Linked DNA regions of Mus musculus: region 1 is linked to region 2. A link is a contact called in ENCODE Hi-C or POLR2A ChIA-PET data. All regions are on one chromosome and are shown on one strand. Each heading gives the region's core, a stretch centred on a gene start or an enhancer-like site at or near the end of the contact. The rest is flanking DNA. Distances are from core to core; before and after follow the strand shown. Region 1 holds the start of Stk16 (serine/threonine kinase 16). Region 2 holds the start of Zfand2b (zinc finger, AN1 type domain 2B).

Region 1 (3,547 bases), core at 643-3,142, 42 kb before region 2:
CTTTGGCATGAATAGCCTCAAGGCCTCTGCTGATACCCAGCAACAGCGGCAGGATCTGGTCTTCAGTCAGGAAGCTGCCTTGGTCCTTCAGCCTTTCTATCTCATTCCACAGTGTACCTTTCTACAATACAAGTTTCCCTGTGCTGAGACATTTTTCAAGCCTCTACTTCCCAGGACTCTATTTTGTATCTGTCTGCCCACCCTTTTACCATAGCCACTCTTCCTGATCCTTTGGGGGCTTTGTGTGATGTCAAGTTCACAGGGGACCCTATAGTCCTCTGAGCCCCAACTTAAGAATGGCCAAAACTAGCCAGGCAGTGGTGGCGCATGCCTTTAATCCCAGCACTTGGGAGGCAGAAGCAGGCGGATTTCTGAGTTCGAGGCCAGCCTGGTCTACAGAGTGAGTTCCAGGACAGCTAGGGCTATACAGAGAAACCCTGTCTCAAATAAACAAACAAACAAACAAAAGGCCAAACCAGGGCATGTGCTCCTAGAATGTTTATGTTTGCCTGCCCAGAGCCTCTGGTGGGGTTGCACAATGTTACAATCCCCTCTGTAAGTACAGGCTTCTCTGACCTTGAAGAAGGGCAGCAGCAGCCAGGCTTCATGCTTAGCACCTCGTTCTTTCAGAGAGTAAGCCATGAGGCGAAGGATGTTGGGATGCTGGAAGAGGCGATGCATCTCTGCCTCTCGTTGGGCTTCTTCCTGGTCTTGCTGCTCATGGCACAGGATCCGCTTCAGGGCGTAGAAGTGTCCATCATGCAAGCCCTCCACTAGGTCCACATAGCTGAATCCACTGTGGGCCAAAGGGGTCACAGTGAAGGACCATGGTCATCTCTCACATAGCTCGGACCCAGAGGAATTCCCTTAGGGAGGAGTGCCTCTTACACAGAGTGGAAACACTCCCAAGATGTAGCTCTCATATAGTTTCAAGACATTAGGATCTGCGTTTCCCGAGAGCAGGGGCACAGAAATCACTGAGGTTTTGGTCTGAGCATAATGTGTTCAATTAATTTCAAGTCCTCATGAGTCAGGCACTGGGTGACATGCTTTAAAGAATATACTATCTCACTGAGTTTCCACAAGTCCCTCAGCGAGACATTATAATCATCTCCTTTTAAGCAGAAGAAACCACAGTTGACTTAAGGTCACACAAGGTAGATCCAGGAGGCCAGAGTCTAGAATCCACTTCTTGACCCGTTCAGCTAACCGGTCAGGTGGGGTAGACTCTAAGGCTAACACTCTTGCAACTCTATCACTGTCTCTAAACGACCTGGGTCTAGCTAAGTGACGTCCAAACACTCACCCTTCCCCCAATTTCTGGACGAAGAGGTAACGCTTATTGTCAATGATGACAGTTCCCCGGGAGCAGACACACAGTGCGTGGCCCATAACGTCTCAGTCATCCTCTTCAGGGATGGTCTTCCTTCCAGGGAGAGTGGGCTCTTCCAGGCGATGCGGTGGGGTCCCGGCGGGTCATGCTGGAATGGAAACAGCAAGTCGCGGGTTCAAGAACAATCTAGACAGCCACGGAGGTACCAACCAGGAGAGCTCAGGCTCACCTCCAAGAACCCATATTCACGTCTAAAGAAAACTGGCCCTGGCGACTCCAGCGCTAAGAAGGCTGAGTTCTGGCACCCCAAAGCCTCAGGCCACGCTGCGTCTTACCAGGCCGCTTCTTTCAACCCCGGCCCACCTTCGGCCAGGTCCAGCTCTCGCACCCGTCAGGCATGGGGTGGCGGCGCAGGAGGTGCGGGGCTCGAGCCCACCTCTGGCCGAGTCCACCCTCCGTCGCTCGGGAACGAGCACAGGGTCTGCCACTACAAACTCCACACCGACCGGTCTCCGGCCTGTGCGAAGGGCCAGGGACCGGAAGCCCGGATGACATCATCAGTCCGCGTCGAAGTAACGGCCCGCTGTATCCTAGCAACAAGAGGCGGCAAGAGGATGTGGGGACCCGGAAGTGAGAGGCTGGGGCCCGGCTAGACCTGGGGTGTATTGGTTTCTCTATCTCGCCGAGGGTTCCCACTTGGCCCTCAGTAAGGGTCAAGACGCAGGGACTAGTACCAAAGGGGAGCAAAGCAGGGCTCTGCCCGAGGCCCCTAGGACCTCTGTCTCCCAATGTCAGAGGTAGGAGGTCTTATAGCTCCCGCGCGCTGGAGTTAGAAAGTGGCTTTCTACAATCTAGCTTGGAGGAGGGACCAGAGAAGGGCGGGTGCTGACCCTTAGATGCCAAGAGGTCTGACCCCTTAACACTCTCAGGGGTCTAGCCTGTACTCCACTGCCTTGGCTAGTGTCTGTGTCCTTAAACTAGAGTGCCCGTTTCTAAACCTGGTCCTAACAGTCTCCTAGCTGTGTGGCCTCCTGCAAGTTATTTAGTCTTTCAGATCCTCACTTTTCCCAGCTGTAAGACAGTACCTACGGCTAAGTGTCGTGAGTTATGAGGCCAAACTGACTAGTTCCAATCCCAGCTCTACTGAGCTAGTTGTGACTTTGGACAGCTACTTGTTATTTCTAACCTTCATTTTCCTCGTGTGTAAGATGAGAATGAGAGTTATTTCATGGGTTGTTTCAAAATTAAATGAGTTGTCTTTCGTACAACTTTGGAAACAGCCGTATATCAATGTGTGTCAATAAACAGAAATAATAGTATTTTCTACGGCTGTGAAGGCAGGAGAAGTGGAAAATTAGACTTCTAAGCCTATGAACTATGCAGTTTGTTTCACATCTCTTGCCTAGACAGGCAGAATATATTGGAAAGGGGTGTACCTCCAAAAAAGATAGTGACCAGGACAGGCTTCTTGTAACCCCTTTCCACAGCATGATCACTCTGAAGATTTTCTAGGTTTTTCCACTGTTTCTGAATCCGTTTTAACCTTACTGCTCCCGTGCATATAGATTTAACCTGATATGTGCCGGATCCTTTGCTAGTCATGAAGATTTAAGACACCCTGTCAGCCCTCCGAGAGTTCAGTTTAGAAGAGCAGGTTTGTTAAAGCACAGACTCTAATTCTAGAGGTCTGGGGTAGGACCCGAGATTCTGCGTTTCTAACAAGCTCCCAGGTGATGCTAATGGAACTGATTCGGGTTCAGCACTTCGAGAAGTAATATTTTACAAACTAGTGGACCGTGGATGGCTACAGGCAAAGTCCGGGTTAACGGCCTGAAAAGTTGAGGTGGTCTCCGCCCCTTTGCTTGATGTCGGATTCCCTCCCAGGAATCCAACACGTGACGGGTGGGAAAGCCCTCACCGAATAGAAGAACTTTGTAAGCTCAGAAGATGCCACCCGACCTGCCTTCCCTGCTGCTGCGGCTTGTGGTCCTACTGCTGCTGTCCCAGGTAAACCCAAAGGGTCGGACTGTCTGCCTGGGTGTGGGGAGAGGAAAACGGATCCCGCAGTGGAGAAATGGTTAACTACCGACAAGGCCAGTTTTAAAACTTGGCCGACACTGATCCTTACTCCGGACCTCTGCTGAGCCAGGCTTTCGCCCTTGCAGGCAGAAGCTCGCTCCTTCGTTGTGGATCGGGAACATGACAGATTCCTCC
Region 2 (3,871 bases), core at 275-2,774:
ATGTATGCTGTAATTTCAGCACTGGAGGGTCTGAGGCAGGAGGACTGCCACAAGTTTGAAGCCAGCCTGGGCTAAGAAGTGAAACCTCTCAAAACAACAAAAGGGCCAAGGCAGTACCTCAGGGGCAGAGTGCTTGCTTGCCTAGTTTCAGTCCACAGCACTGCAAGCAAAATGGAGCAAAAAGCATAAAGACTGCCTTGGTCAAGGAAGACATGGCTGAAGCAAAGCAAGTTGGCTATTTGGTGGTAATTACCCTGCCCTGCTGGTCTGATGACCTTCCCCAGAGCATTCATGGTCCAGGGGATGACGGTGCTTGATGCAGAAGTTTCGGCCACAGCGATCACAAGTCAGTTTCATCATCTCCCGCTGCCGGCAGCCAGAACGTTCACACTTATTGGTGAAGATCTGAGATGAAACAGGGTTTGTTATTTAGGAAACTCATCTTCTCCTCTGGCCCCCATGGAGCTAGCCTTTTGGGTTTGCAGATGTCCGTATACTACGCTGGGTTGTCTCACTAACCCCTCCATTATTTATTTACCTTGCGTTTTTGCTGTGCTGGGTCAGAACGACAGTCTCTGTCAATGTGCTCTCCCACAGCACGGTCAGGAGGCTCTCCTCTGGCCACCGGCACAGGCACATTACAGAGAGGGCACACAGGTACCTGGATATCCTATAGTCAAGGGTCAGGAGTCAGTATGAGAGCCAAGCAATCTCTTAAAGAACCCGGATATACCACTCACAAATACACAAAAAACAAAGTTACCCAGTGCTGGGCTTAGAAACACAATAACTAAGAGGGGAAAACATAAAATAGACAGATCCTGAAAGCATCTGCACCCGCTCTCCTCTCCATACACCAACCCCTGCCACCCTCACGATCGCCCCCTCACCTTTTGGTAAGCTGATCCACAGTGATGCTGGGCGTAGGCCACATGGTCTGCGCAGAAGATGCCCGAGCAGGCATCGCACTTGAGTGGCAAAAAATCTACAGAGAATGGGTCAGATTGCGGGTTCAAAGGAAACTTAGATGTCCTTTCCTCTTGCGCAAAGCTGCTACTCAGGTAGGAAAAACTCTGCCCTATTTGCAACACACTGTACCTCTTTCACAGTACACGATCAATTTGGCCACGCCCCTAGTCTCCGCCCACAACTTCGAGCCCCGCCCTCCTGGCCTTTCCAGCTCCAGTGCTCACCCTCCTGGCCCTACCTGCAGTCCCCAGCCCCAGCCGTCCGGCCCCGCCTCCCGCGTGCTCCGCCCCTCACCCAAGCGCTGACAGCTCGGCTCGGAACAGTGAGCCCCGAGGTCCGGAAACTCCATCGCCTGGCCGTGCGGGGCCTGCTGCGGGGAAGAAACGAGAGCTGAGCGTGCCAAGGACTCCCGCTCCGGGCCCCGTCCGCAACACAGCAACTCCGGGGGGCTCCCCGCCCCGCCCCTTCCTCTCCCCCGCCCAGCACAGGTTACCGAAGCCTGAGCGTCCGCCGGCCCGCAGCCCCTACTCCTCCTCCCGAGGGCTCGCGCGCTCTGACGTCATCACGTTGGGCGGGTCCATCCCGGGCAACAGTAGATTGCAGGCGGAGAGTCCCAGAAGAGTTGAGCCACGCCCGGGAGCGGGTGTAAAGCTTAGAAGAGTTTTTTCAGAACCAACCAGTGAAGGCAAAGATGGACGTGTCGGTGGACAAGGGTGGTTTGGAAGCAGTTCGGCCTTTAGCCTGCTCACTTCGTCACTACCTTACTTTTCTCTAGCCATTTCTCCAGACCGAGGCTACCTCTTTTCTGTGAGGAGTTACAGTGTTTCTCAGTGGTGCAGATTCCTCTCCAGGTTTTAGTGTTGATGTTCACCCTCTAAGACATCCCTAGCCCTTGTCGGTATGATCTGAGCACACCTGCTCTGTCTTCTCCTCCCCTCCATCCCAGTTTACACGTCACCTCATTGAAATCAGCTGTTCACCAACCTGGCACAGTGTCTCAAGCCTTTACTCCCAACACTCAGAAAGCAGATGCAGGTGAATCTTTGTGAGTTCGACATCAGCATGGTCTACATATCGAATTCTAGGACAGCCAAGACTACATAGAGACACCCAGGCTCGGGGGTGAGGGAGGGAGGGAGAGAGAGAGAGAGAGAGGCATCGGCCACACAAAGGGGACTACCTGGTGAAAAGAGACATCCATAGTGAAAGGAGAGAAGACGAAAAACCCAAGAGAACTGCACACCCTTCCCTTCAATGATAAAATTAAAATATATCAAAGAGTCAAGGATCAGCTCTACCTGTTTCATACTGGGCCCTGCCTGGCACATAATACCTAAAGTACAACAGTCTCAGGTGAAACTCACTACATAGCTATTTTAAACAGATGCCTGGGTCCTAGGACTTCTGACTCAGAGGGGAGCTCCAGAAGGAATGGTAACACATTTCTAGTATGTCTCAACTTGAAAAACACTAGCCTAGCACATTCTCAGGGGTTCTGGAATGTTTTTTGAAGAGTGGCAGTCATTAAACTGGTGTACACCTTTAGGAACCACAGACTGAGACCTTCCTGGCTCAGCACATTTTGCTTCTCACACAGCTTCTCCTACTTGGAATTGGTAGTCACTCTACCTTCCCGTAGGTCTAGACGTGGAAACAAGTAATCAGGTGAAGTAAACAAACAAACAAACAAAAAACCAGTTTCTGCCTCTCAACTTTCCCCTCCTCTTCCTTTGATTTTCACTCTAAGACCGGTAGAAATTAAGACAGTCTTTCCTGGCTACCTCAGGCAGAAGCCCTGTTCTCAGCTCTAACTGTACCCAAACACCTTGACTTGGGTCATCTGCCGACTTACATGCCTGCCACACTCATGTGCTTGTTGGTTGTGTTATATCAGCAAACTCTGGGTTCGACTGAGAGGCCTAGTCTCAATGAATAAAGAGGAAGAGCAACCTCAACCTGCCAGATTGATTCCCAGCATCAGCCACAAGCCTCAGGGTACACACAAATGCATGTCCACACCTCCCCACACATGTGACCACACACATGCAAATACACACAAATACATGTCCACACCTCCCCACACATGTGACCACACACATGCAAATACACACAAATACATGTCCACACCTCCCCACACATGTGACCACACACATGCAAATACACACAAATACATGTCCACACCTCCCCACACATGTGACCACACACATGCAAATACACACAAATACATGTCCACACCTCCCCACATGTGTGACCACACACATGCAAATACACACAAATACATGTCCACACCTCCCCACATGTGTGACCACACACATGCAAATACACACAAATACATGTCCACACCTCCCCACACATTTGACCACATACATGCGAACATGATTATGTACAAACACTTAGGAAATTGGGAAAAAGAATAATAAAAGTCTAAACCTATTTTACGTGGTTTAGTTTAATTTTGTGTAAATAGTATATCTCATTGGAAAAAATTATATTTCTCTGGCCCTCTGTTAAATCCTCAGCCTTCTAATAAAAAGTCAAAAGCAGAAGCCAGGTTGAAGTAGACATTTCTGGCTTCTTTGGAGACTCAGTTGTGTCGTGTGATGTTTTTCCGGAAGCTGTCTTATGAGAGGATGTTTTGCTGAGAACAGACACATGGTATTTTTCTGGAAACTGCCTGGAAAAAGGGCATGTGATGTTTTGCTGGAGTGGATACTTGAGAGGACTTGTGGATATTTGGAAAGAGTAGAAGTATAATCCACCGGTCTCTGACATTGGTTAGCCTTGTCACTCTTTACTGGTCTTCCTTTGACTTTGCTGATGCAGATCTTCACTAACAGTGCTGTGGCATTGGTTAATCTTGCCTTCTTTGCTGATCATTGCTTGTTGTGACTTCGAGACATCA

Evidence for each region. Hi-C counts contacts between places; a loop is a spot of excess contacts on that map. ChIA-PET counts read pairs that join two places held with the same protein, here RNA polymerase II (POLR2A).
Region 1: a map of heart shows a loop between it and region 2 (3-fold over the local background). The contact joins the promoter of Stk16 here to the promoter of Zfand2b in region 2. A Hi-C loop is called at or near these places in 2 of 37 maps with a recorded cell type or tissue (both heart). POLR2A ChIA-PET finds 5 or more read pairs at or near these places in 4 of 5 experiments (Patski and embryonic stem cell).

Annotation. Positions count from the first base shown.
Region 1 is chr1:75,209,174-75,212,720 of GRCm38, reverse strand. Stk16 (serine/threonine kinase 16) reads right to left here and starts at 1,892. Exons shown (of 8, transcript NM_011494.5): 1 at 1,669-1,892; 2 at 1,307-1,481; 3 at 577-796; 4 at 1-121. The coding sequence starts at 1,392. It overlaps Glb1l (galactosidase, beta 1-like), which reads left to right and starts at 1,966. Exons shown (of 17, transcript NM_029010.2): 1 at 1,966-2,130; 2 at 3,218-3,340; 3 at 3,499-3,547. The coding sequence starts at 3,281.
Region 2 is chr1:75,166,299-75,170,169 of GRCm38, reverse strand. It overlaps Zfand2b (zinc finger, AN1 type domain 2B), which reads right to left and starts at 1,524. Exons shown (of 10, transcript NM_001159905.1): 1 at 1,463-1,524; 2 at 1,264-1,339; 3 at 891-985; 4 at 539-670; 5 at 254-405. The coding sequence starts at 1,318.